Regions from separate parts of the Homo sapiens genome. Here regions 1, 2, 4, 5, 6 and 7 are each linked to region 3. Evidence: chromatin loops called from intact Hi-C (ENCODE). Cell type or tissue: PC-3. All regions are shown on one strand. Region 1 overlaps PDE4D (phosphodiesterase 4D). Region 2 overlaps PDE4D (phosphodiesterase 4D). Region 3 overlaps PDE4D (phosphodiesterase 4D). Region 4 has its middle 150 kb from the start of PDE4D-AS1. Region 5 overlaps PDE4D (phosphodiesterase 4D). Region 6 overlaps PDE4D (phosphodiesterase 4D). Region 7 overlaps PDE4D (phosphodiesterase 4D).

Region 1 (4,000 bases), 76 kb after region 3:
AATTTATAACTAAAACGATATTACGTTGGCACATGAGGGTTTTAGTCAGCTCCAGCTGCTACAACAAAATACTATAATCTGGATAACTTACACAACAACAGATTAATTTTCTCACAATTCTGGAGGCTGAAAGTTCTGAAATTAGGGTGCCAGCATGTTTAGGTTCTATTGGGGGCCCTCTTCCTGGCTTGCAGTCAGTGCCTTCTGACATGGTGGAGAAAGAGCAAGCTCTCTGGTGTCTTTTCTTATAAGAGCACCAATCCCATCATTGCAGGCCCCACCCTCATGATCTCATCACCTCCCAAAAGACCCATCTCCGAATACTATTACATAAAGGGTTAGGGCTTCCACAAGTGAATTTTGAAGGGGACATAATTCAGTGCATAGCAATGAGTATCTTGTAGGCTTATGACCATATAATTTGAAGCTATGATTTATGTAGAAGTTGGACAAAAATGTTTCACATAATTAGTTATGTTCACATGATCTAATGCCTGAAACTCATTTTTAAATATGCCTGAAACTCATTTGTTAAAATTATAGTGTTGGGAAAAGAAGCATTTAATATTTGTTAGCATTGAACTTAAAAAAAATTAAACACATTGACTTTAGAGAAATGTATATGTTGAAGAGTAGGTGTGGATGAAATGAAAGAAGAGAGCTAACCCTTCTCAGTGCCAGACACAGTGGTGTGGGCATTAATAATTCAACCCTCATAGCAGTCCTTAGGGTGGTCTTAACCATTTCATGGGGAAATTGAGACTCAGAAGTTTACTAATTTGGCCAAAGTCACATAATTGTTTAGAGACTGATTCAAATCAATGTCTTCTTTATTCCAATCAATCTTTTAGGGACCTTATCTGTTATTTATATGAAAAAAAACAACTAACTTTAATGTTTATGGAGTTTGTTTAATTAAATAAAGCCCTTAGGATTTCAAATTGTTTCCTAAGTCCAAGAGATCCCAATGAGAAGGAACACAAAGTAATTTTTAATGATTTAAAGTAAATGCTTTAGACTGAAATGGTAGCTTCTTTTTAAATAACATTTCAAATTAGGTTTACTATTAACATTTACAAAGAACCAGGGCTATAAATCAACTTTATATGCAGTGCATTCCATTGATCTTAATAGTTGTATTTGCAAGCTGAGTAGAAGAGATTTACAGTTCTCTCTCAAGGGATAGATCTCCTTTTTTGGGCAATGAATATACTCCTTCAGAAAGTCCTCTTGCTCTTTTACGTACTCTTTTTTGCTTGGTATTTCAAAGGCTTTTTGTTATACTTTAAAAATATTCAACAAAAAGTCACTGAATATCTACAATGTGTTTATATCTTGGGTGTAATGCCTAGGTTAATAAGATGCATAGAAATATGGACCCAGTGCTACAGGCCCAGCAGTGAGCAAAACTCAGGGAAACAAGTGACACTAAACAGTGTGGAGAATGCAAAGGCTAAAGGCTATATGAGTCCTGGCATGAGCACGGAGGTATGGGCTGAGCAGCGCTGCCTGAGGAGGTGATGTACAAGTGGGTATTTATCCCCCCCGGGCAAACCAGAAGGAAAGGTAAAGCCAAGGAACAAAGTAGACAATGGAGATGGTGGGGAATGGAGGGAGAAGAGGAAAGAATCTTGGAGAGATAGTCAGTCTTAAGGTCCAATTAAACTATTTCATGGCAGCCATTATTATCCTGAATTTTATGGATGAAGAAGTGAGGTTCAAAAATATTACATAACTTGCCCTGTGTGACAAAATAAATGAAAAGCAGAGCCAGGTTCAATGAAAGTATGTTTGACTTAGGTTTTAAAATTCTAGTCATAAATGGCAATTTAATGTTGTTATATATTTGTATTGGGCTTCAGCAAAAACAAAAATAAAACCTCAAGTACACAAAAGCTCTAGTAATAGAGCCATGTTTGTGCAGTTATTTCCAGCAATCCTTGGAACCTCCAAAATTCTCCTCAGCCTGACATTATATGCCCTATGTGTCATTTCATTATGTCACCACCTGGTGGTGCACTCACACCCACTTTGGGAGAAAGGGGGTTAGAGAAGGGAGGACATCTGTGGACAAGCCAATAAAAGCATTTACTGGCATCGTGACTTCATAATTTACACTTTTATTTATGCATAATTAAGTATAAATAAACAAAAACATGTATTTTCTAACTGCTACCTGTTCTGTTTCCAGTCTTGCTTGAAAATCATCTTTCTCAAAAAACTACCTATCATGTGCTATGCCCATTACCTGGGTGACAAAATGATCTGTACACCCCTACAAAATGCAACTTAGTCATGTAATAAAGCTGCTTATGTTCCCTCTAAACCTAAAATAAAGGTTGGAAAGGAAAAAATAAATAAGATAAAAATTATCTTTCTCTATCAGAGTAATTTGACATCTTGAGGAAGTGATCCTGGGACTTCATATTCTTTAGGATTCAGGTGTCCAGATAATCCCAGAAGTAGCCAGCAATTTGGCCATTTGGGGTGTAGAAACCTTCATACCTAGGTTATTGTAATACCTCAGGCTATTCTCTCCAGGTTTCCAGTGATTAATTAGCTGTGAACCTCAACCAACACCTGACTCTAGAAGAGTCTTCAAATAGGTCCTAGAAGGACCAAGTAAAATCACCATCCCTCAATCCCTCAATTTTTCCTTTTTCCAAGTCAAGAATAAAAGAAGTCTGGGAAACATTGCCAGGTCAGCTTCTTTTTAAGCTCATGATTTTCTGCTACCTGAGGGAAGGAGAGAAGGAAAAAGAAAAGAAAAGAAAACCTCAATGAATGCTCCATAACCTGGATTTTAATCTCTCTTTCCCTTTTTGGGATAAAATTGTTTAATGTAATTAACTACAAGGAGAAAAGTTAACCAGTGGCTTCTGCTTTTGCTGAAAGCACTTTTTCAAACCCAGCTGTCATGTCAAATGCATTCAATATTAGTTTGGACAACTCCTTACGTGGGTCTCAGAATGCATCTCTAAAGAAAGTGTTTAAATATTTTTTAATGTGAAAACCCATATGGGTATTTTGGTGATAGGATTTCTTCTATGATTCAGGAATAAAGTATAATGCCCAAATAGGCCCTTGCCATTCCTATCAGGGACATTGCATCCATAATCCATTTTCCATATCCGTTTGTATGTAAATGAAAAGTCTCACACATCACAACTTCTGTTTTTCTCATTGTAGGATCGCCTCATCTGTATTTATCCACATTAGTAAAAATTATCCAAATCCCAGAAATATAACAATAGTCCGTATTTCTTGAGCATTTACTCTGTTCTAGGCTCTGTGTTAAATGCTTTGCATGTAATGTCTCATTTAGTTTTACCACATTCTATGAGGTATTTACTCTCCTTTTCTTATATGGGTAAGAAAACATGTTGAGTTATTCAGGTAATTTGCCTATATTCACATACTGGTCATGAGAAAACTAGAGGACCCAGGAGATTGAAGCCCATATTTCATCATTTGACTGTCCTAGGAAACGCCTTGTATACTTGTTTTTTTAAGGTATTCTGTCACCCAAGAACATTGAAGGTATATGCAGATTCTCTTTTCCTGTTCTATTCCACTAGACCTGAATATGAGGGATGAAAATTGCTTTGGTTTTGATGTGACTTCAGTACCTTCTGTATTTGACACAGAGGTGAGTCACATCCTGATCAGTGTTGAAAGCATTTAGTAAGATTATTAGTTTATAAAGAAGGCTGAACCATGACTATATAATAATGAAGCAATTGTAAAAAAATCAGAAAGCATTCACATTCATTCCTTGAATTTCCAAAAGCATTCAACAACAGAAAAAGGGCAAACACGTTTATTCCATGTATATATACTGAATTCCTACTATGCACCTTCAACAATAAAGGCTTTTGGTATATAGGAGTATACTGAGCCCAGTTAGATTCAAGTGAAATTCCTAGTAATGTCCTGGTATACAAGGAGCTTAAATGTTCAACATATAACATTGTTTCTTATGATAGGTTTCACCTATAAG
Region 2 (4,000 bases), 140 kb after region 3:
AATATCAGCAGAAATAAGTGAGTTGAGTAATTTCTAAATCTTATTTCCTATGTAAGTGGTTAAGAAATAATTAACTTTTGTTCTAGAAGTATTAAGGAGACAAATTGCAAAATTTAATGTGAAGCCTTGGCTCACAATAAATACTTTCTTTAAACTTAGGATATATTTAAAGTGGAATAATATTTTCCAACTTAAAATGTAACCATTTATTTTTTTCTTTAATGTGTTTGTGTATACATCTCCTTCTTTGTCAAAGGTTTGAGTAGAATTAGAAATAGCTGCAATTTACAAAACTCTATTTTGAAAGGAAGAAAATTAATAATAAATAGCAGAAGTAAAAGTTATCTTTCTGGAATCTAGGACTCTCACCCACTCTCATCTTCAATATTTACCCCATTGTTTCACATATGGAATATTATAAAATTAAAATATAAGAGAACGGATATGTTATTATTCAAATTATTTTCATTGAGGGTGGTTTGCCCAGTTTCTTAGAAGCAATTAAAAGGAGAGGATAAGGTGGTTTTCTTAAAATAGTGCTTTCTTTCTGCTGAATTTATGTAACTTTTTTAAGAATGGCAATCTAAGTGTACAAATGATGTTTAATTCTCATGAGATTTCATTTTAAACCTTGCTTTAGAGTAAACTTTATGAGTAATAAGATTATACGTGTGGGAAACTGAAACTAAAAGGATTCAAATGGTTTTGACAAACAACAGATATTCAGGGTCAGTGCAAATAAGGTTACAGATAATCACTCCATCTGCTCCATTGTCAGCAAAAATGAGGCCCAGGTGTTGCAGTATACCTTGTCCTTTCTCCTGAATTGTGACCATTGACAAATAAGATTTTCAAAGAGAAGTCTGAATTCCTTAGGGTTTAGCCTGAGCTCTTGTAAGAGTTTCTTTCCAGCCAAAGTATTTTCTTGTTTTCCTGTCAATTCAATGGGTTAGACCATTCCATCCATTAGAAGAAAGTAGAGGAAATGGCTCAACCTTGCCCAGAGTACAGCTGGTTGGAACTCTGACAACGGAACTGTGGCCCAGGGTAAAGAGCAAGAGGCTGGGGGAAGCACGTAATGCTTCTTAAAGCCTTTGATCTAAAATGACAGACTGTCATCTCCACTCACATTCCATTAGCCCAAGCAAGTTTGTGGCTAACCAGACAATGGGTCTCAGCAATATATCCCCCCTCCCAGAACGCCTGAACATTCAAGTGGCAAAAGAGTGAATTGTTGAGAACAATAATATAGTCTATAATAGCATATAATGTTCATAAAATTAGCACCCCAGGCAAACAGGACAGAATGCCTATCCCCAGCCACAGCTTTATCCTGGCCTACAATGCTCATTTATACTTTCTTTCCTGTGTGAAATGAACTACACTTAGTTTATTTTAACCTGATTTTTACAAACCCATAAAGAATGCAAGAGATGCAGTGGGCCAGGAAGAAGTGAGAATGTTGCCCTATGTGTGATTTTTTCTAGAATCTGTCTAAGTTCTGCTTTATTCCTGGATATCTTGATATGGAAAATTAATAGGATTGCATGGTAACTTCCTTATACACAAGTTTATTTACCTAATTTAGCTCAGGAGTATGACTCAATTACTAGCAACCTAAACATGCAATAATGAAGGGAATCTCCATGTTGCTTATGCAAACATCTAGAGTCATATGTCACTTTGTAAGTAGACAAAATGTAGGGCATGTGGGCTGGACATGTCAACATGCTGCTGACTTTATCTGTCATTAATTTTTGTTGTGTAAATTAGCATCCTAATGACACACCCCCACTGTATTCATTCTGTGCCCTGTCTCGCCCCTTAACTTGGAGCAGGTAATGGAGTTTTTAAACATCATTTGATAATTTGCCCTCTTCAGAAAGTAATACTAAGGAAAAGCTATTTAAAGTGAGCAGAATTCCTTTTATCTGTTGATTTAGAAATATTATTTATATTGCCAGAAATTTAAAATGTTCAACATGTTTATAGTTATTAAAACTTTGTAAAAGTAAAGTATGTTAAATCTTCAGGAGTATCACTGGAGGAGCTAGATGACAAAATATATATATATATATATATATAATATTATCATGAAAATGCAGTGCTGGCAAACTGCTCCTGGGATTATAAATATATCAGTAAAACCACCCTTTCTCCTGTATCCTTTCAGCATTAGCCATAAAATAGACTGGCCAGTAGGGGTTACTCTTGGCATTATGATCTAAGAGTGGTAGATTAGAGTTTGAAGACATAATGAGTGGTATTTTTAAAAATAGCTATTATCGTTGTGAATTTAGGTGCAATATTCAGAATTCAGAATTGGTGATAACTTGCTTTGAGCACTGTTTCAGCAGCTTTTATCCTATTCATATGACTGTCAGACATATTCCAGGAACTATTTTACTTAGCCTTGTTGATTGTCCCTCATTAAATAAAATCCACAGGTCAAAATTGTAAAGTAGCCTTTTAGTTCAATTTGGCATCTTTTTTTCCTGGGTGATATTCTCAGTCCCAGGGGTTTGAATTCCAGACATCCTTGAAAACAAAGCCTTATATGAATGTAGTCAGAACTAACTCTTTAAAAGGCAAAAGCACAACCACATTCAGTTACCCTAAAGTAACTGTAGTCAGGTGGCTCTTCAATTTTAGAAAATAAATTACTTTCAAAAAGAAGAAATTAGAAAAGGGAGGAAAAAAATAATGAAGCCTCATGGACATTTGTTTTTGAGAGAGAAAAAATAAATAAAAGGAAGTGGTTTTAAATATTGGTTTCATAAAAACAAAACTTAGAAAAGCTTTTTGTCTGAAGCCCAAATGGTTACAAATGAGCTCTGCTTACTAAACATGGGGCAGAAAGAGTTCATTAGAATAAAATACTATTACCTTCAGAAGAAATATGTATTACCAAGGGATGAAATGCAAAAGTTACTAATTCAATATTTATTTATTTATTTATTTATTTATTTTGGCGACAGAGTGAGACTCTGTTGCCCAGGCTGGAGTGCAGTGCTATTATCTTGACTCAATGCAGCCAGCCTCTGCCTTCTGGGTTCAAGTGATTCTTGTACCTTAGCCTCGTGAGTAGCTGAGTCTACAGGTGTATGCCACCACACTTGACTAATTTTTGCATTTTCAGTAGAGATGGGGCCTCGCCATGTTGCCCAGGTGAGTCTCAAACTCCTGAGTTCAAGCAATCCACCCATCTCGGCCTCCCCAAGTGGTAAGATTGCAGGCATGAGCTACCATGCCCGGCCTACTTCAATATTTATTTTTTAATAAATCAAGTTTGTTATGAGAGAGTTGTCAGAGAATAGGAATCTTCTAACTGCTGGTATCTTGATGCATTCAGAGCTCAAGGATGTGTGGTGTGGTTCAGACCATTTCGTGCACACTGTAGCAGAAGGATTGCCCTTTGATGGCTGGGCAAGGGAACATTATGATAGATGAGTTATCAAAATATTGCTAAAATTCTTTAGGCAGTTTGATATAGATGTTACTGTAGCTGGACACTGTCAGAGAAAGGAGATAGCTGTAACAGAGTACCAAATGAAAAACATTTTTGAATAGACTGTCCTTAAGACTTCTTACCTACGAAGACTCCTAATCTCTTCTTATGACATAATTATCGGAAAGGCCTGGAGGCCACACCTTGAGAAGAAAAGCACTTATCAGTTGTGATTTTCATTTTCTTCACAGTTTTCTCCACTCAGCTAGCTTACAGAGGAAACCAAAATGCAGTTGGTTGTTTCTCTTTACTAACACTCAGTTCCTAAGTGCTTAGCTTTAGAAGTTTTTTCTGCCTGTTTACTTCCACTTCTTGTGTGACATAACAATATTTTAGGGTTTTATTTTTCTTTTCAAAATTCTTCTGGTCTTTGGAAAGAAAATTAAGACACTATTTACTCTATGTTTGCTGATGCAGAACCAGTAAGTTTGTTCACCCACCCAAGTGATTCATTCTAAGCAAATTCTCCCATTAGGCATTTGTTGCAAATCT
Region 3 (4,000 bases):
CTCATGTAAGAATATGGAGGCTGGGCACAGTGGCTCACACCTGTGATCCCAACACTTTGGGAGGCCGAGGCAGGCAGATCATGAGGTCAGGAGATCGAGACCATCCTGGCTAACATGGTGAAACCCCCTCTCTACTAAAAATACAAAAATTAGCTGAGCGTGGTGGTTTGCACCTGTAATCCCAGCTATTTGGGAGGCTGAGGCAGGAGAATCGCTTGAACCTGGGAGGTAGAGGTTGCAGTGAGCTGAGATCACGCCACTGCACTTCAGCCTGGGCAACAGAGTGAGACTCTGTCTCAAAAAAAAAAAAAAAAAAAAGAATATGGAAGTTATAAAAATAATCTGTGATCATATAATGACTGTTTTCCCCAAAAAGGGCATTACTTTCCTGCTTCAAAGTATGTATTTCTTAACTAAAGTGTTTGTGGGATATGGCTGCGTGTTGGCATCACCTAGAGAACTTTAAAAAAAAAATGAAAACAAAAACAAAACAAAACAAAAAACTGATCTTCATGTCCCAGAGGTTCTCTTCTAATTGATGTGGGCTGTGATCTGGGCATAGAGATTGCCAAAATTACCCCGGTGATTCTAACACATAAAAATGTTTTAGAGTTTCTTAAGTACTTTTTTTCCTGATGAGTTTCAAGAGGGCCACTTTTTTTTTCTGGAAGATTATTTTCAGAAACACCTAGCCCTTCTTTATTTGTATCTCCTGTAGATGTTTTCCTTCTGAGTTTTTCTCTGTGAAACAAGAAAATATAATGAACTGTCATTTGCACGTTGCACAAAGCATGAACTTTATTTGGAGTCTTAGATAAACTTGTTCTGATCTAGAAATGAAAAATAATGAACTCTGCTGAGTTCTGCATTTCCTGTCTGAAGTTAGCTTTACCATAAGGATCTGGTGGGTAAGTGTTTGTTGTTCTTGTCATTAATTATTGGAACAGAGTTGTTTGGAGTAGATGATTCATTGTGGAACAAATCGTCTGATTTTGAGGGACATTTTCCATTATAAAATAATTATACATAAAAACAGAAGTATTGCTTTAATACTAAGATTTGTAACAATGCCATGTCATTCTGGTTGTAATGACTCTGTGTCTATTCCACTGGTTTGGAAAATAAAACAGATTGATTTCAGTCATATGAAGATACTTGAAAATAGGTTACATTTAATCAATTAGAAACTAGTTGTTTCTAACTTCACTAATCTTGTAAAAAGAATTAATTCCACCCCACTCCTAAAGTTAGTAGATAGATAGATATCACCAGATAAGTTCCTAAAATATACCTAGGAAATAGCTCTTTCTCAAATAATGATGGTGTCAGTAAGTCTAATGTAAGTCCATTTTATTTTACCCTTTCTTTAGGTTCTGCCCTTGTATCTTAGAATAATGAAATATGAAGTGAAATTTGGTGTCATGGTTTACCTGTAGCCATTTTATAATTTAGATTCATGGGTTTACATTACTTACTGAAACTACTGGGGAAACATTAACAACACAATAGGATTCCTAGATTGATAAACTTCAACACTCAAGCTATGACAGTTGTTCTCAGTCTCGTCTTTGATTCAATGTAAAAATTTGGACAAGTTAATTAGCTTTCTTTTGCTGCGTGTATAGGGGCAGGATAAACTTGAGAATTCCCACAATTATTCAACCCAGATCAAAGATATTTGTCTCAGGAAATCAACAATATTAAGAAAAATGGCTTTTTGAAAAAAAATTAAAAAAATGTTTAGCACCTTCAAATATCAGATTCACATCCTCATCATCCTCACTTAGAGATTTTAAAACTAATAGCAATTTTGTATGGCACATTTGCATTTACAATGCATTTTTGTACACATTCTATTTTCCCCTAAACCCAGGGAGACTGGAAGAGCAACAATTTACATATTTGCGTATTTTTAGAAAGTGAGTCTTAGAAAGGTTAAGTGACTAACCTAGGCTCAAACAGCCAGAAGTGTGTGGAACAAAGGCACCACACAGCTTTGCTGACTGTGAGCTCACTCTTTCTACTCCTCCAGCTATGCCAGCTATACAATAGCAACTTGTGAGAGGTGTTAGGTGTGAGGGATAGTAGGGGGGTAGGGGTGGGGAGGGGAAGAGGAAGCAAAGTCCTCATACTGATTGTATTTTTATCACTTTTCTAAAGGATTTTATGTTTTACAGCCTATTTGTCATTGGTGGAAATATCTCTACACTGGTGCTATAAACAGCAAAACATGCACTTGAGACTCCCTGCAAGCCCATCTAAGTTTTAAGGGTAATTGAGAATAGCAGCACTTGATACACATATCTTCATTTACTATATAGTGTGATCAATTATTTTCCCTGATACTAAGGGAAAATTAAACATCTTTTCATTGGTTGTTGCATTTCTTTCACGGTGTTTTTAATGCACTTTGCGAGCTTTTGTAGTTCTCAAAACTGGCCACTAGATGGTAGTGTTTAGTTAGTATTGTCGCACATGTTCCATTGTGGGAACTTTGATTCTAATAGGAAACATTTCATATATAATACTGCACTGAAACTGTTTCCCCAGTGGCTGAGGCACACGATAAAAACTCTGTGGCTTGAGCCTTCTTTTTCTTTTTTAATGACTAGACCTCCCTTCATTCAACACAGACCTTTCTTCCACATACTACTTATTCAGCAATTCATTTTTCTCCCCATAATAGTCTTTTTAAACACCCCACAGTGAGGGAGTGTTAAAAGTCCTGCCTTTCGTAGAATTTTGCTCTAAACTTCTGAGAGGTAAAGCAGATCTGGTGCCAAGATGATGTGTTCTAGGGAAGTACAAGGACAATAGACTTAAAGACCTGTGCTGCCAGCTTGTGAATAATTGAAGATTTGTATCTCGAAGTAAATTTCAGAGTACCCCTGTACTTCCTTGGGTATCTAAACCAAATAAGACAGAAGTTGTAGTTGCCTGGTATAGATACCACATTGCCAAAATTTTACAGTATTTTGGACAATCCAATAGATGTCTTCTCTCTGCTTTGTTTAAGCCTTCTAATTTCCCCAGCAAGACAAAGCAAAACAAAATTAATTCACACAGCCTGTTTGCATGATATGGTCCGATGGTTTACTATGCTATGTTTGTCATTAGTCACCCAAGCACAGAATCTAAAAGTCACTTATAACCATTTCCTGCCCCCCCATGACTGCTGATTCTTCCAAAACCATAAATCTCCTTTACTAATTCACTTGAATAACCAAACCTGCATTTCAGGTTCTCATTCTTTACACACCCAATAAAAAATGAGATGCCATCTGTTATTTTATTCATTAAGTCAAGTTCTGTTTCTCATGTTCTGCGGGAATTCTTCCCATGTGGTTTTACTGTTTGTTTCACTTTCTTCAATTTCCCTCATCATTACACATAAGCATTTATAAAATACCTCTTCATAAAATCCACTCCAGTCATTCTCTGCAGTTAACTCCAAGATCTCCAAGATCAAAACAGACCCCAAAGTTGTCAATGAAACTGTTCACTTGCACAGTGCAGGGGCTGGGGGTGTGGTTACTTGGGTGTGTGAATATGAACTTTCGGTTGTCTGAGGACAACAGGAAGCCTTGTTTCTGGTTGCTATCATATTAAACTTTAGTTAAGATTTTTATTGTTTATGAGATAGGGAATTTTTTCCCCTGGGGGTCAACTGGGGTCACCCTATTTCCTGAGGGCTAAATAAAATTGGCTGCAATCCCCATCGTACAGATTGTGAAAAGTTCTGCTTTCTCTCCAAAGCTTTTATGAATCCTTGATCACACCAGGCCCCACATCTCTGCTTCAGCCAAATTGGTTGCGTTTAGGAGTTCTCTCACAGTAGCTGTCATCATCTCTTTTTTCCATACCACAGAGGCTCAAGGTAGAACTGAGCCCCTTCCTTAGTTTTCCCAACCACCAGCCTTCCCTCTGCCCCAACAAAACAAAACTTGTTCACACATGGGATTTCTGCATTGTACCACACTTTACTGATGGTTTGAAGAAA
Region 4 (4,000 bases), 910 kb after region 3:
CCTTCTTTTCTTCTCTCTCTGTTTCTTTCTTTCTCTTTCTTCCTTTCTCTCTCTCTCTCTTTTTTTATGGTCTCCTGGTCTCAGTGTGTAGATCCAGACTGGCAAGAAATGAGGTGACAATTTAGGGTGGGTAATGGAGGAATTTTGCAGACACATAAAAACCAGCACTGGGCTAACCCCAGGGATGCATATCCAAGACAGGATGGCTCATGTGGGTTTTTGTGTGTGTGGTTGGTTTTTGAAGGAGGGAAAAGGCTCTTGTAGTTGAAAAACAAGCAAATGGCCAACAATGCCCCCAACTCAAAGAGCAATTGTAGGCTCCACTATTTTCGAAACATTAAGGGGAGATCTTCAGGACTTCACAGGGAAAGATGATAGTTCCTTCCACAAGCATTTCTTCTACGCATTTCTACTACAAATCCCCACAGAGGGAGGTGGGGAAGGGGAGAAATGACTGGGAGGTGGGCACCCTAATGGGAATGCTTGTGACTTGGAATTCTTGTTAGGACGTTAATGGATTTTACAAAACTGATTTTTCTAAGGCAAAAAGAGGTTGAAGAGGTCTGTAGGTTGAGCAAGAGGGGCTGGGGGCCGCCCAGTGTCTGAGCCCAAAAGGAAAAAAGGGGAGAGGAGATGGAAAGAAACAGGGAGGGCATAACCCCAGCAAAGTGAGTCAGACTTCCCGAGAGCAGAGCCCAGAGGTCCAGCCGCCAAGTTAAGGCCAGCAGCTGTCCAGACATCATTTGCACCCAAAAGTCAAAGAGCTTGGACATGAGGCCAGCAGGGAAATGGTTCAGCCGCTTCAGAGCTGAAGGGGCCAGAACAAAGGTCTGGCTTCAGATTAGAGGATGGAAAACTGCAGTGGACTTTTGGGGTGACCTTCACCCTCATGGCAAGGCCTGGACCCTTACAGAGAGAAATGACAACAGACAGCCTCTCTCCGAGGCTGCAGACTGCTTTGCACCCTGACCTGGGAGCCAGCATGTGACCTCCCTCTGCCTCTACCAGTCTCTCTTCACCCCTGCAAGTCAGAACTGACCCGATGAAGCCAGGAGCTTAGTGACAGGATGTGAGGAGAACAGGAAGTCAGGGAGAGCGTCTTCAGTGAAGAAACTCCCCATACTTTTGCTCTTAGAAGTTCACAGAAGCAATGGGTAAGACACTTCAGTCTGATGATGATGACTGTTCTGGGCTTGGGGTGACAGTTGAAGATGCTGGAAGGTGAGAGTTGAAAGGAGTCAGCAAAAACAAAGCCTGTAAATCAAAAATTACGGCTAGGTTTTAAGATGTAAGTGCTAAATCAACCTGAGGAGTAAACAAGGAAATCAGATTCTTTCTCAGCATTTTAGATTTGGTAAGGAGAAGAGAGGGACCATGAAGGTTATGCCTGAGCAGGGCGGTGGGGGGTGATGTTGGCGCAGTGGGGCAGAGACATGGGCTTGGGATGAGGGCAAGCACATCCTCCATCCTTGGCCTGGGGCGCTTGGCTCTTGCCTCACCCTAAAGAGAACACACACATTTTGCCTGAAATGAACCCAGGCAGGCTGTAGGTGCTGTGCCACTTAGAGATTGGCAGTGCCCTCCCTGCCCCAGCCCCAGGCCCTGCAATTCTAAAAGAACACACAGTGGGTCAGGCTCCCAGAGTGTCCACAGTCCCCACAGCTCCCTCCATTTTGTCCCCACTTAGAAATGCACAGTTGTGGTTACATTTATAAAGGGGCAACTGTGACTCTGCTATCTTCTGTTTATCTATCTATCTATCTATCTATCTATCTGTCATCTATCTATCTGTCATCTATCTATCTATCTACCTATCTACCTACCTATCTATCTATTTATCTATCATCGGGAGTAGATGGACACACACACAGTCTCCTTCCTGTTTAAGTATCTCAGTCTATTGTCAGAGACACTCCACAACTGAGTTCTGAACACAGTGAAGAACAGCAGTTTCAGGCTACTTGAAAAGTGCCTTCCCACAGAAACCTCAGCTTAAGGAGGAGATCTGATCTGCAAATCCGTGGGCCTCAGCCTTAGGGTGTTGGGTTTCCTGTAAGGTCCTGTGCTTGCTGGTACCAGGTGGGAATGCCTGGGTATGTATCTGGGCTGCCGGGGCGCCCGGCCTCCACCATGCCAGGGTGACCTGAGAGCTCCCTCTAGTGGCTGTTCTGAGCACGCGTTTTTCATTTCCCATCCACCAAATTTCGAAAGAGGTAACTGCTAAGACAGGCCCTGTGTGAACTCATAGATCTGTGCTTAGACTCTTTTGTTGATAATGAAAATGAGAAAACTTATTGCATACCAGATCCCAAGTTTCATAATAACCACATGAAGTGGTATAATTGTTTCCACATTTTACAAATGAGGAGATGTAGCTCCCTAAATTGCCAAGATCACACAGATTGGGAGTTATGGCGCAGGATCTGACTGAAGAGCCGTATTCCAGGCCCATGCTCCTGGCCCTGTCCTCTCCTCCTCAGCCATGCAGAGAGCCCTGATCTGCCGAAATCACTGCCTCAGTCGCTTGGCCTGAAACAGAGGGCGCTCAACCAATTCCGCAACTAGCACTTTGATTTCTTTTTGAATCACCATTTTACTTGTTACCACATTTACTGTCCAAAGATGGTTCACTTTACAAAGTGAGCTCTTTTGACAAAGCTCTATGCTTGATTTTGTTACTATCACAAAAATCTTAGAAGTATTTTCTATTCTTCAGTTTCCTCCTATCTAAAATGTAAATAGCACATTCTTTTTTATTTCCTCCTACAGATAACTATTTTTTTTAGGCAAATGTAATGGACCTCTGGATTTTTGAAAGACCTCTATTAAATAAAGACCTGAAGCTGTTTTTTTTCCCCCTTGTTATTTGGAGAGTTAGATTCCTGAGGTTTGAAAGTACACTCATTTGGGAGCCAAAAAAGAATTATGTTGGCAACTGGGTTTGCCTTTTAGCAGCTGCCTGACCTGGGCAACACTTCACATTTCTGAATCCAGTTTCTTTGTATATATAAAAGAGAGGAATTTAACCAGATGAATTTTAAGCCTCCTACCAGCTAGAATATTAGGTGCTGGTGGGTTGTGAGAGAAAATATATGAAAACATACAGTAATGATTAGCAGGTGTTGATGACTGCCCTCGTGGAATAATGTACCACATACTCTACTTTCAAGCTATGGATAAATTGAGCCTATTTCTTAGATTTTGTGTGAAATGGGATGACTGGAACTGGCTTGGAATCCACAATAGGGATTATCAAATTGAAAATGAAATCCCCCAATATCCAGTTTCTGAGCAGTCCATCAGAACAAAAGTAAATTGGGATATATTCTGCAGTCCCTTGGGTTAAAACACTCATGTGCACATGGCCATATATATTAGTTGTGTATAGTGAAAACCTACAGAATGTGTTTAATAACATAGGTCACACATTATTTAGAAGGGTTTTTCTCCCCTTTCTTAATTTGAGTCACACTTAGCCTCCTCGGAAAAGCAGCAAAAGGCCAGGGTCAGAAATAGTCTTGTCAGTGTAACTCTTCATGGTTAATCTTTAGATAATGTGAGGGCAAGAAGTCAGAAGTAGAGTTTCTCTGGAAACCACTAACGAGCAGACTAAGGCCAGGGCTAATGAGAGGAGAAGAATGTTTGGATTCAGGACCTCCTGCAGACCAAATAGCAACTCTATTTTTCTAATTTCCAAGTGATCTACTTTTACAGGTTTATTATTATTAATATTATTTTTTAAGTCAAGTTATGTAAGATCAATCTTAGAGACTGGAAAAAAAGAAAACAATGTTCCCTGTAGGAATGAGAGGTATTAACATCAAATTTGCTCTCAACGAATCAGGTGTAAAAGGAATGTTTCGCAACACAATATAGGCTATATATGTCAAGCCCACAGCTAATGTCATACTCATCGGTGAAAAGTTGAAAGCTTTTCCTCTAAGATCAGGAACAAGACACGGATGCCCACTCTTACCATTTCTGTTCAACACAGTACTGG
Region 5 (4,000 bases), 54 kb after region 3:
TAAACATACATGTGCATGTGTCTTTATAGCAGCATGATTTATAATCCTTTGGGTATGTACCCAGTAATGGGATGGCTGGGTGTTCCTACCTCAGGCACAGGAGTCAGTGATTCAAGAGAGTGCAAAGTAGAAGCCACAACGACTTTTATGACCCAGACTTGGCAGCAACACACTATTACTCTGCCATATTCTTCTGCTCACATGTGCCAACCCTGGTACAGTGTGAGAGAGGACTACTCAAAGTTGTGAGTATCTGGAGGTGAAGGCCTCCTTATAAAAGGACTAAGTCAAGTGGATTCAAGAGATGATGGGAAAAGAAGTGGTGGCAATTGTTAACTCTTGGAGTTTTGTTGTAAAGTCAGTTGGAGGGGATAGGAAGAAAAATGAGATATGGGCAAAGGGTGTGTTGTCAATTGTATTATGTTTGTGTGGTTTTGAGAAAGAAGCAGCAGAAAGGGGACATTTGATCATGAGAAACTGGGGACAATTGCAGGAGCAATATTCTTGAGGAGGCTTTGGGGGAATAGGGGTAAGGAGAAGTTCAGATAGTGCACAAGCCAAGGAGTTGCCCTTAATGGGAGTGCTGATTGTTCAGTCCTCACAATAAATGAGAAAGAAGAGTAGGACAGTCTGAGAGTATAGGAGGTCAGTATCTTGATAGATCTGGTTTCAGAGTGTATGAAAAGTGTCTCTTAATTCCTTCTATTTTGTGATAAAATAATAAGCTCATCAATGTAAAGACAGAGAACAGATGTTGGAGGTTTGAGGAGAGAGAAGGTGAGAAATGATCCATCATCTCTGGGAGGAGAGAGTGCTTTGTCTAGAGAAATGTGAAATTCCCAGACGGCACTAAGGAGCCACCTCAGGCCAGTAGTTACAAATTCAAAGTCATCATGGTTGTGTTTTTCCTCAACTATCATTGACTGCTTAGGCCACAACAAGCACGGTTTGAAAAAGGTTGGTTTAACAGAGATGAGATATTTCAGTGAAGTCTGAGTTTTAAAAGGATATGCAAAGAAGTGATTATGCTGCCATATTTACTCTAAGCTCACTAAGGAAAAGGGGACATAAGTTTGGTGAGGGTCAGAACAACTTCTAAGGTCAATGCACTGGAGGACTCATTGGGTTTGGAAGATTTTTGGAGTCAGAATACTGGAGGGGATGAGCTAGAAAGAGAGAAGGTAGGGAGAGACGCTTAACAGTGGTTATGGGGCACCGTTATCTGTCATGGCAAGGCCTTGCTTATGGTAAGGAAAGGAGGTTTCAGGTAAGATTATCTGAAGGGAGATCCAGAAACTGGGAGACCGTGGGAGGAAAAGATAATTATGAGTTATGTAAGAGTTTGCGCTGGAGAGAGACAGGGCTAAAATGTTTAAAGACTGAGAGGAGAGACCTTTAGGTCAGTAGAAAACTGGATTAGGAGGGGAGCAGATTAATGATGTGAGTTACAAAGACATTTTAGGGCAAGGAAGAGATCATGGTCTGGAAGCAGCAGAGAAGAATGAGAAAGACTCCTACTTCACTAGGGGCAGAGGTACAAACATGTGGAAGGAAAAATAGCCACTGCATCAGAGGGCTGAAGTAAATCCGTATTCTCGGTGGGCAGCCAGTAGTGTCAGAGCAAGATGGTGCAGGAAAGTCAGAGAACATGCTGAAGATACAGGAGCATAAGGAGATTTTGCTGATGACAGACTGAACGCTAGGAGTCACGCTGGCGAGTTTGCAGGAATTGGGGAAGGCTGGGGATTTCAAAGTAGGGGATTTACAGAGCCATCTGGTGATGAGCAATGACCTGGCAGTCTTGGACTTTGTGTGGTGACGGTTGTGTATTCAAGACAAGGACCTTGGTTTTAAGACCATGTAGTCAGACAAGCACAAACTCCTCTGCTGGGATGGCCGGTTTCTTTGGTCTATTTAATTAGTTCCAGAAACAGTAATTCATCCTCACTGCATTTATAGAAATTGAGGGGAGAGGTGGTGGGTACCAGACTGGCCAGGTCTGCCCAGTCATCTTCACTTCAACATTCCTGTCTGGTAAAGTCATATTATTCTCACATCTTGGCCGTGTGTGTATGCTCCAAGAATGAGACAGATGACAGAAGATACAGAAAAACAATTGGGAAATTGCTAGTTTGCAGATGTATAGCCCTGGCACAGATTTTCTAATATGAAATTGCCATTTTTTCCATGATTTGGACACAAAATCCTGTTCTTGAATATGATGTTCAGCCTAGATATTGAAGAACTGAAAAATATTTTTGAAAAAATATATATATTGCATTTGTCACAACAGTTTATACACATAATTATCACAATGATATTGCTTTTCTTAAATAAATAGGTTTTATGTGTTGGCATGAAATACTTTTACAAGATGATGCCAGGTTTTAACATTTATACAGGAATATTTTCATTATCATAATTGTTAATAAAACAAATATGAAATGTATAGCTTTCTCTTTGGAGTTTGAATTGTTGGTTCTTACTGCCTGCTTGCATATTTATATTAGTTGTACTGGCTGGCAGTTATTAGGAAATACGATCTTCTGTGTCTTAGGAGTGCGCCCTGCAAGCAACATGTGCAAACATTTTTTTCTTTCTTTCTTTTTTTTTGCCCTAAGGAAAAGGGTAAGCTCTGGCACCTTTTAACCTGTAAGGATTATGTGGCTCTTGCTGTGATTGATTGGTTGGCTTCTCCTCAAGAAATGCTCCTGGTGCGTATTTTATGTTCTCACAGAGCCAGGGCTTTGCTGATCAGCACGTCACCCCTGTCAAGACGTGGGCTTGCTTTTGTGCATTTGCTCTTGCAGCCTGGGAAGCATATTTCAACACACTGTCCAGAATTGGCTAGAACATGCCTGTCACTCCCAGCTGACTCTGATGACGCTCTTGCCAACGTAGATTTACATCAACACAGTTCTTTACTGGAAAAAGCTCATTCAGAATATACAGGGTGGCCCATTTAAAAGAGGCATAGCGTCAATTTGAAGAGAAATATATTTTAAAGGGAGAACTCTAAGAAATACACAGTCAATTGAAGGCTCCATGGAGCATAGAATTATAACTAGCATCACCCGAGAATTTTTCCCCTGGAGATTGTCCTAAGCTCTAACTTCTAGAGACTGGCTTATCCTGAAAAGAGAACCTTTCTGTTCTAGACTTTTTCTTTCAGCATGCTAGATATGTAGGCATTTTTAGCCTCTTCTTTCCCTAACCATATAATCTGAACACCATATTCATTGAAGAAAGCATGAGATGTGAAAGCTGATAAGATGCAGGATTATGTGACACCATTGCTTTTTACCTGTGCAAAATTCAGTTTGGTAATCAATGGAAATACAGATTTTACCCTTCACATAAAATTGTTTGGCATATGTCCATCTTGTTTTTTGACTCATCCTTGATATCACAATGAATGTTTGGGATAGGCATATTACTCAGATGTGTGGGTCTATAGACAGGAAATCAGGCATTCAGAAATAAAGCTTGTTACCATAGCTATCCAGGAAAAAAATACAACACTGTCTTTGCTGTACAAAAGAAAAATTCAATACTACTGTCACATGATATGTGATTACTATTATTATGACCCAATGCTACTCACCCTTCATTTTCATCATTCTAGTCTATTTCAGGTCATTACAGTAATGGATACAACTGAATGGGTTTGTAATTTTACCCCTTCTCTCATGACAACCAGCAGGATTCTCAATGACACATGCTTTGATCTGTCTGCTTTTAAATCTCTTAAGCAGGGTGGCTCTAGATAGCTTCCTCTCAGAAGATTTTATGATTCTAATAGACCTCATGATGAGTTCTATATTTGTGCTTGTTTAGATACATCAAAGTCAGGCTTTATACTAGGGCCACCTGGAAAGTTAAGGTCATCAGCTTTTTGTTATAGTCATTGGATTACTGTGATGCTCAGCAATAACAAAGTTTGACCTTGTAAAGTGATCAAAAGTTGTGGGTTACAATATAGGAATATTAAAGTATATTC
Region 6 (4,000 bases), 410 kb after region 3:
CAAACATGAAGGAGGTACAAAAAGTCCTCCTGCCATCATGGAGGGACAGTAAGAAGGTCCTGGTGGCTGGAGTGAAGTAGCAAAGTGGAGAATAAGGGAAAAAGTTGGAGATGAAACAGAAGGGGACTCAGAGCTCTATTCATCTTACTAGTGGCTTTGCCTTATTAAACAAAGACCTTTAAACAGATGTTAACAAGATCCCTCTGACTCCTAATTTGGAGATGACTTTAGGGGAATAAGGGAAGAAAGAGAGATCAGTGAGAAGCAGAATTCTTTTTTTCAGGGTCTTTCTCATTGTTGTTCTCACTACCATCATCCTTTGGACAGACAGGTACTCTTTTTAAGTCAATTTGATCTAAATGTGGGTTTTAAAAAAATCCTTTTCTTTGTTTAACAGCTGAGACAAAGCAGGAATTTTAAAGCAACACTTTACTGACAAACTATGTAGAATCAAAGTAACATGAAACTAGATAATTTGTTCTATCATAGGAGATATCTTATTCAAATGAAGTCCCCTAGGAGAAACTCTTCTTCTGACTCCCTCTTCACACTGGACAGCAGAGGCCATCTTTAACTTTCCCACAAGAGAGGGCTCCACAAGACATAGTCATTACTCAAGAGATTGAGAATCAAGACAGAGAAGTTTAGTCTCCTCCTATGCTTACTTAAGGCTCACCTCCTTAACTCTGATTTCCTCTCTGGGAAATCTCTATTCCTCTGGTGACTGTATACTGGGATTTAGTACAACATTTAGGGAAGTGCAACCTACTCAAAATATCCAAATATAGCACCATAATTCTAACACTCTAATAAGAGGCACATCCACGTATTTTCAAGGGTGGGGAAAGATCATTAAATAACAGTATGAGTTATATTATGTTCTCAGTAAATATTAGTTACCTTTTCTTCCTCTTGGAGTGACTTTTACCACCCTCTGTAACTCATCTAGCCTTATCTAATGGGAGGCCATTTTATTTTGGGATGGCATGACTACATAATTTCAAGCTATTTCTTATGTTATTTGCCGCCTCTTAAATATCTTCCCCTTACCTCCTTCTCATACAAACCTTAAAGTTCTTCATAAGTCACAACAACTTATAAGGTCTTTTACCTAACTGAACCGATGTCTTCTCTTTGCTGTACATTTACATGTCTATAACAATCATTTTTCATTTAAATATGAAACTCTTGGATATAAAAATATTAACTTGAAAAATAGTAACCCTGATTTGCTCTTTATACTTTAACACCTTTTGTTTCTTTGTTTATAAATCCACTGTGCAAAGCTGTTTATGCAGCAGAAATTTAGTAAACATTCTGTGAATGTCTGAAACATCCATTCATCAATCCACTCACACAAAAACATTAACATATACTTTGTCATGCATTGTTAGATGTTCAAGCATGAAAATCAAACAGTAGTGAAGAATAATTTATTGTAAATATTATTTTTCAGGGAAGAGAACACTTTAGAAATAACTTCTTGAGAAATTGGTTTGGGAAAATAGTATATCCAAAATTAGAGAGCGCCATCTTGTGGGCAAGTGAGTATCTCACACAAATAATAACTATTATAAGTTGCAAAAATAGAATTTCTTCTCTTTTTTTCTTACAATTCAAATCTCCTTTTTACTGTAAATATTTGTATTGATGCATAATAATTATACATATTTAGGAGGTACATGTGATATTTTGATTCATGCATACAATGTGTGATGATCAAATCAGGGTATTTAAGATAACCATCACCTCAAACGATTATTATTTTTTGTGTTGGGAACACTTCAGCTCTTCCAGATATTTTGAAATATACAATAAATTATTGTTAGCTATAGTCACCTTTCTGTGTTATCGAACACTAGAACTTATTTCTTCTATCTAACTATATGCTTGTACCCATTAACTAACCTCTTTTCATCCCACCTCTCTCTTCCCAGCCTCTGGTAACCATCATTCTACTCTCTACCTCCAAGAGATCCACTGTTTTAGCTCCCACATATGAGTGACAACATGCCATATCTGTCTTTCTGTGCCTGGCTCATTTCACTTATTGTAATGACCTCCAGTTCCATCAAGGACACTTAGGTTGATTCCATATCTTGGCTATTGTGAATAGTGCTGCAATAAACATGGGGGTGCAGGTGTACTTTTAATATACTGATTTCCTTTCCTTTGAATAAATTCCTAGTGGTGGGATTGCTGGATCATATGATAGTTTTATTTTTAGTTTTTTGAGAAACTTCCATACTGTTTTCTATTATGGCTGTACTAATATACATTCCCATCGTCAGTGTATAGGAGTTCTCTTTTCCCAGCACCCTTCCCAGCATCAAATAAAATCTTTTAAAGAGGCTCTGTCTGTCCTAGCTGAAGAACTGAAAATATATATTAAAATTTTATATAATTAATGATATTTTAAACAATCCTTAGAAACTAATTGTAATATTTACAATTTACTTTTAAATTTCTTGAATAGCTAAAAATGAAGGCTCAGCAAAGAAATTACTAAATATCATAAACATGACATACTTTTCATAAGAAAGCTTATAAAACTGTTAATGAAAAAGGAGACAGAATTCTTAGAGATTATCTCTTTAAGGGGTCTATCACTTTTTGGGTATCTCAGGGTGCTTTGAAAATTTGACTAGATCAAATCTCTCTTGAAAAATGTAAATGTACACACAATTTTTCATATAGTTTCAGGGGCTTCACCAACTCCCCTGCGGTTGACTCATGAACCCATTCATGAACTTCATATTTTAAATACTTACATTTTACATAATATACAATTAAAGTCTAGAAGGTTTGGGGGTAAAAGCTAAAATTTGATTCCATTATCTCTTCATCCCCAAAACCTCATGCTCACACAATTTTATAAGATTGATATAGATAGATCAAATCATGATGAAATATATTTGCTACATCGTTTGAGTTCCTAAGCTAAATCTTAAAACTTATAGTTTCTAGGCTATTAATGTTCCTTACATCAACAAAAATAAATATTTAATATTAGGTTCATGTCATTCATGGTATATCTGTCACAAATACCCTTGATGTCCATTCTATCCAAAATAAAAGATGTTATTATGGATTTCCTTCTTTTTCAGGGCTGGGTAGAATTCTAGTGTGTGAGTGTGTGTGTGTGTGTGTGTGTACCACATTTTCTTTATCCATTCATTGTTGATGAACACTTAGGTTGATTCTGTATCTTTGCTATTGTAAATAATGCTATAATGAACATGGGAGTGCAAATATCTTTTTGACACACTGATTTCACTTCCTTTGGATATATACCTAGTAGTGAAACTGCTGGATAATATGGTAGTACTATTTTTAGCTTTTAAAGAACCTCGATGCTGTTTTCCATAATGGCTATGTGAATATACATTCCCACCAACAGTGTAAACATCTTCCCTTTTCTCCACATCCTTGCCATCTTTCATCTTTTTTGTACTAACAGGTATGAGTTGATATCTCATTGTGGTTTTAGTTTGCATTTCCTTGATTATTAAGTGATGTTGAACATTTTTTTCATATACCTGTTGGCCATTGGTATGGCTTCTTTTGAGAAACATCTGTTTAGATCCTTTTCTTGTTTTTTAATCAAGTTATTTGTTTTCATACTATTGACCTTTTTGAGTTCCTTATATATTTTGGAAATCCTGTCATTTGGGATCACATGGATGAATCTGGATGACGTTATGTTAAGTGAAATAAGTCAGGCACAGAATGACAACCACCACATGATCTCATTTAAATGTGAAAGCTAAAAATGTCAAACTCATAGAAACAGAATAAAATGGTTGTTAACCAGGGCTGATGGGTGGGGGCTGAAGACTGGGGCAATGTTAGTCAAAGGACACAAAATTTCAGTTAAACAGGAGGAATAAGTTCCAGAGATCTATTGTACCTCAGGGTGACTATAGTTAACAACAATACATTGCATACTTGAAAATAGCTAAAAGAGTAGATTTTTAGTGATCTTGCCACAAAAAAAGAT
Region 7 (4,000 bases), 280 kb after region 3:
AAAAAAGCTGGGATTACAGGTGTGAGGTACCGTGTCCTGCCCATAAACAGCCTCATTTATAAACCATAAATACATAAGTGCTGAGATAGAGATTTGTGTGTGTGTGTGTGTATTTGGGGGGTGGTGGATACACTTTGCCCAACAAATCCAATATTGTTTACTACTTCCTGTGCTTCCCACATGACTGTTCTCTCATCTTTCTCTTAAATTAATGGAAATACCCTCCTAACCAGTTTTCCGACTGGTGCTTTTGCCCATCCAGTCTAATCTCATAGCAGAGTTATTCTACAAAAACAGTAATTAGTTCACATCGTGTTGCTCTCTGCTCAAAGCCATCCAATGGCATGCCATCTAGAGTCAAAGTCAAATTCTTGCTATGTCTGTTAAACTTCTACATGATCTATGTCTACCGCCCCTTTCAAGTGACCTGGATCTGACATCTTCTCAAACCACTGTCCGCCTCACCCACTCACTTCTCCACTCTGACTTCACTGGTGTTCCCTGAATGTGCCAAGCATGTTCTGCATCACAGCCTTTGCACTACCTGTTCCCAGTGCTGGGAATTCTCTTCCTCTAAGTATCTGGATGGCTGGTTCCATCCTGCCCTTCAGATCATCGCTCATATGTTACTTTAGCAGTAATCCTTTCCTATTCATGCTTTTTCTTCCACCTTGACGTTCCCTGCTGTATTTTTATTCATAGCACCTATGACCTACTGTATCCTTTGTTATCTGTTTATTGACTGCTTTCATCCAACAAGAATGTAAGCTCTATAAGGGCAAGGGCTTTTTTCTGTTTTTTCACTGTTGTATCCTCTGTGCCTAGAATGGTACCTGTCACATAATAGGTGCTCAATGAATATTTGCTAAAGGATGGAAGGAAGAAGGGAAGAGGAGGAAGGAGGGAGAGAGAGAAAGAGGAAAGTTGAAAGAAGAAAGGAAGGGAAGAAAGATGGTAGGGAAGAAGGAAGGACAGCAGAAAGTCTCATGTTGGCTTTACTAAGTCTCTAACACTTATTAACACCTGCTTTGTCTTATAAACAGAGATAACACCGGCCTGTAGCCTAGTGCCTTTCGAAGGCAACATTATCTGGATAGAAACTAATAAGGTTGTTCTGTTTATGCTGCATTTATGGCAAGAGTTACTGACTTTCCATTTATAGTTGTGATATAAAGTTTCTTCTTTAAATGAAGACATTTTATTTCAGTTTTTAAAAAACTAGTCTATTACAGAATTTTTAAAATTAATAATAGTATATAGGGGATGCAGAAACAACAAAAATCATGATGTAGAAATGTGGATATGGCAGAATCATGAAGCTGGTAGTCGAATGCCTGAATTGGGGATAAGTGACCCCTTCAGCCATGAAACATTCCCTGACTATTGCCATCTTCCCCTCTTTCATTCCTGTTGTTTATTCGACTCCTGTACACTATCATGGGTTGAACTGAAACCATTTGGTATTGCTCACTGTTGTTTTGGGTGTTTTAGTTCTATCTTCCTAAATTGATATAAGATCCTTGATGTGAGTGCTCATGTCCTGCCCCCCTCCTCCTGGGCAGCCACCATAGTGCACAGCCCAGCACTGACAAAACAGAACATTAAGGATGTTTGCTTGTTGTATTCATCATGACTCAGCTACACAATAAGACATGAGGTTAAATAGTGTGCAGACAGTAAAAATACTCGAGCGTGCTTTATTTTTTTTTTTAGCAAAAGAAATACAATAGCAAACATCATTTTGCCTTGCAAACTGGCAAAATGAAATCACTATTTTTGCCACTGGTGTAAATTTTATACACACACACACACACACACACACACACAAACACACAAGTACATACATATATACTTATTCAATCTGGTAGGATAAATTAATCACTAGGACAAAACCATGAGTTAATAGGAGCCAAATTCCAGCACATCCAATTGGAATGCTTGAGAATTAAACCTGCTAAAAATACTGACTGGAATAGGAAGACATTCATAAAACGATTAGGCACATTTTAGTGGAAGTCAGCAACAACAAATAATTAATTGATTTAACTAATAAATTTAGATATTTAAATTGTCAAGGAATTCTTTGTTCTTCTGTTTTATAAATGGTATTAGCATTATCTTTTTTACTGGAAACTTTAAAGGTGTAAAATACTGTCAAGAGCAAAAGCAACTTAGATTGCCTGTAATGACCATTACATTGACACCATTTTTTGCAGTATGATTTGCTATTAAATGTGAATAACGTGAAGAACAATAACACTCCTAGATCACCTGCTATGAACCAGGCACTGCTCTAAATAGCTCAGGTATTTTAACTCATGTAACTGCTACAACCCTATGAAATATATCCTCCTTTCAGCTTCATTTTACTAGTGAGGAAACCAAAGCTCAATGAGGCTCTGTTAAGTTACCCCAGGTCACACAGCTAGTAAGTGTCTGAGCTGGGTGTTAGTGCACAGTGATCTAGCACCCAAGTCCATATACTTAAACACTACCTTTGAATGCTGCTCTGTACCCTATATAAGGAAGCTGTGGCCCAAATAGGCAAACCTGTGACAAACGAATCCTAGAGTCTAAAACAAAGGTTGAAAGGTGACTGTAAAAGTAGGCATTTGATCTTTAAAAACCAGGTGAATTTGACCTGCCATTCTTGACGGCATTAGTAAACATTACATTTCTTATAATTTACATTAAAAATCTAATACTTCGTTTACAAAAAAAGACTTTCAAAGAATATGCATGCATTTTATGCAAGGTTAAAGAAGTTTTCAGTGCTGGCTAGTGAAATGGGGGTTAGATGCCCTGTCTATACTACATGTTTAATCAATGTAATCTTAAAATGAGATGACCTTGTAGCCAAGCATTTTTTCTTTCCTTTATAAGCAATATTAACTATATTAAATCAAGAAAGCTAATAGTTTTTCGTATTTCTCAATAACCATTAAGTTCAAACATTGGAAGAGTTTAATATTTTACATGAAAAATCCACAGGCAATAATTTTAAGTGACTTAGAAAATATTTACCGTATTTTAACCTTAAATGACTGTGTATGTGTGTGTGTGTGCCTATGTGTGTGCCTATGTATGTGTATGTATGTTTATAATCTAGTAGTTCTCAAGGAGTATTGGAGAAAGAATATGTGATCACATGTAGTTTATAAAAGCTCTCGTGTTTTTTGAAAGACAAATTTTTTGTCAATCTAGTGGTAACATGATACTAATTTTTTAATTAATTTTAATTTCCCTGATAATACATTTAAGCCTTAAAAATATTGTTAGTGATTCATGTTTCTTTTTCTATAAAAATTATTTCTAAGCCTTCCTCAAATTTCTTCCAGACTCTTTTTTCTGATTGATTTTTAAGAATTTTAAAAATATTCTGCAATTTCTCTTGATCACAACAAGTGTTGGAAATATCTTCTCCCGAAGAAAAGAATGATTCTTAAAAAAATACTTTAGTAGCAGTTTTTTTCTATGAAAAAATTAGAAGTAGCTTTTTCTTGGCAGCGTTTTCTTCTAGAGCAATAGGGAGGAAAACAGAAAGCTGTAGACTGTTATCTTCGTCCATACATATGTTAGTGCTGGAACTCAACTCCAAAAACTTTGTTCCTTTGAAAATCATATCCCTCCAGAATTGGTGGAGTGGTGATGGTGTGGTGTTGAAGGCCTATTGCCAGGACTGAGAAGGAAAAGCTAAAGAAAGAGGGAAAAAAAATCCAGAGAAAGTGACTGCCTGGGGAGGAGGGATAGGCAAGAGACCAAACATCGATTCTAAAGGGAATCTTGCAAATGCTCTGGCAAGTCTATGTATGGGAACATCATTTGCCTAGAAGATGCTCCCCTTTACTCCCTTTTTCCCTATTGGGCTGGTTTAGAGGTCAATAAACTTAATTATTTTACATCTAGTAATGTCCCAGATGATATAAAATGTCATTGTTTTCATTCTATCATATAGTTCATGAATCACAGTTAAAATAATGTTTCCCTTCTAAAAATTTTT

What was found. Peaks named below come from ENCODE experiments on the same cell type or tissue, not always from the same donor. Only the 100,000 strongest peaks of a DNase experiment are listed, where the experiment ranks them.
Region 1: it touches region 3 in a loop (12-fold over the local background); 12 of 110 quality-filtered maps call a loop at or near these places.
Region 2: it touches region 3 in a loop (7-fold over the local background); 7 of 110 quality-filtered maps call a loop at or near these places.
Region 4: it touches region 3 in a loop (9-fold over the local background); 25 of 110 quality-filtered maps call a loop at or near these places.
Region 5: a loop joins it to region 3, with 7 times the contacts of the local background. A loop is called at or near these places in 7 of 110 quality-filtered maps.
Region 6: it touches region 3 in a loop (12-fold over the local background); 86 of 110 quality-filtered maps call a loop at or near these places.
Region 7: it touches region 3 in a loop (6-fold over the local background); 58 of 110 quality-filtered maps call a loop at or near these places.

What each region holds. Positions count from the first base shown.
Region 1 is chr5:59,722,708-59,726,707 of GRCh38, reverse strand. All of the region lies in intron 1 of PDE4D (phosphodiesterase 4D), which reads left to right. Among named protein-coding and RNA genes, the nearest start is that of MIR582, 21 kb to the right of the region's middle. In PC-3, CTCF peaks have their summits at 1,896 and 2,026 (motif pointing left); a DNase peak (open chromatin) is centred at 3,637; H3K27ac peaks cover 1,305 bases.
Region 2 is chr5:59,659,160-59,663,159 of GRCh38, reverse strand. The region is part of intron 1 of PDE4D (phosphodiesterase 4D); the gene reads left to right. Among named protein-coding and RNA genes, the nearest start is that of MIR582, 43 kb to the left of the region's middle. In PC-3, a CTCF peak has its summit at 2,232 (motif pointing right); no DNase peak of the experiment used is centred here; H3K27ac peaks cover 2,042 bases.
Region 3 is chr5:59,798,715-59,802,714 of GRCh38, reverse strand. The region is part of intron 1 of PDE4D (phosphodiesterase 4D); the gene reads left to right. Among named protein-coding and RNA genes, the nearest start is that of PDE4D, 93 kb to the left of the region's middle. RefSeq lists an enhancer at 1,707-2,237. In PC-3, a CTCF peak has its summit at 2,433 (motif pointing right); a DNase peak (open chromatin) is centred at 3,204; H3K4me3 peaks cover 1,350 bases; H3K27ac peaks cover 1,633 bases.
Region 4 is chr5:58,884,976-58,888,975 of GRCh38, reverse strand. No RefSeq gene overlaps it. Among named protein-coding and RNA genes, the nearest start is that of PDE4D-AS1, 150 kb to the left of the region's middle. In PC-3, CTCF peaks have their summits at 1,964 and 2,165 (motif pointing left); no DNase peak of the experiment used is centred here.
Region 5 is chr5:59,744,361-59,748,360 of GRCh38, reverse strand. The region is part of intron 1 of PDE4D (phosphodiesterase 4D); the gene reads left to right. Among named protein-coding and RNA genes, the nearest start is that of MIR582, 43 kb to the right of the region's middle. In PC-3, a CTCF peak has its summit at 1,692; DNase peaks (open chromatin) are centred at 1,870, 2,750 and 3,580; H3K4me3 peaks cover 1,144 bases; H3K27ac peaks cover 3,553 bases.
Region 6 is chr5:59,387,781-59,391,780 of GRCh38, reverse strand. All of the region lies in intron 1 of PDE4D (phosphodiesterase 4D), which reads left to right. Among named protein-coding and RNA genes, the nearest start is that of MIR582, 310 kb to the left of the region's middle. In PC-3, a CTCF peak has its summit at 1,538 (motif pointing left); no DNase peak of the experiment used is centred here.
Region 7 is chr5:59,516,021-59,520,020 of GRCh38, reverse strand. The region is part of intron 1 of PDE4D (phosphodiesterase 4D); the gene reads left to right. Among named protein-coding and RNA genes, the nearest start is that of MIR582, 190 kb to the left of the region's middle. In PC-3, no CTCF peak of the experiment used is centred here; DNase peaks (open chromatin) are centred at 1,590 and 1,890; H3K4me3 peaks cover 369 bases; H3K27ac peaks cover 2,535 bases.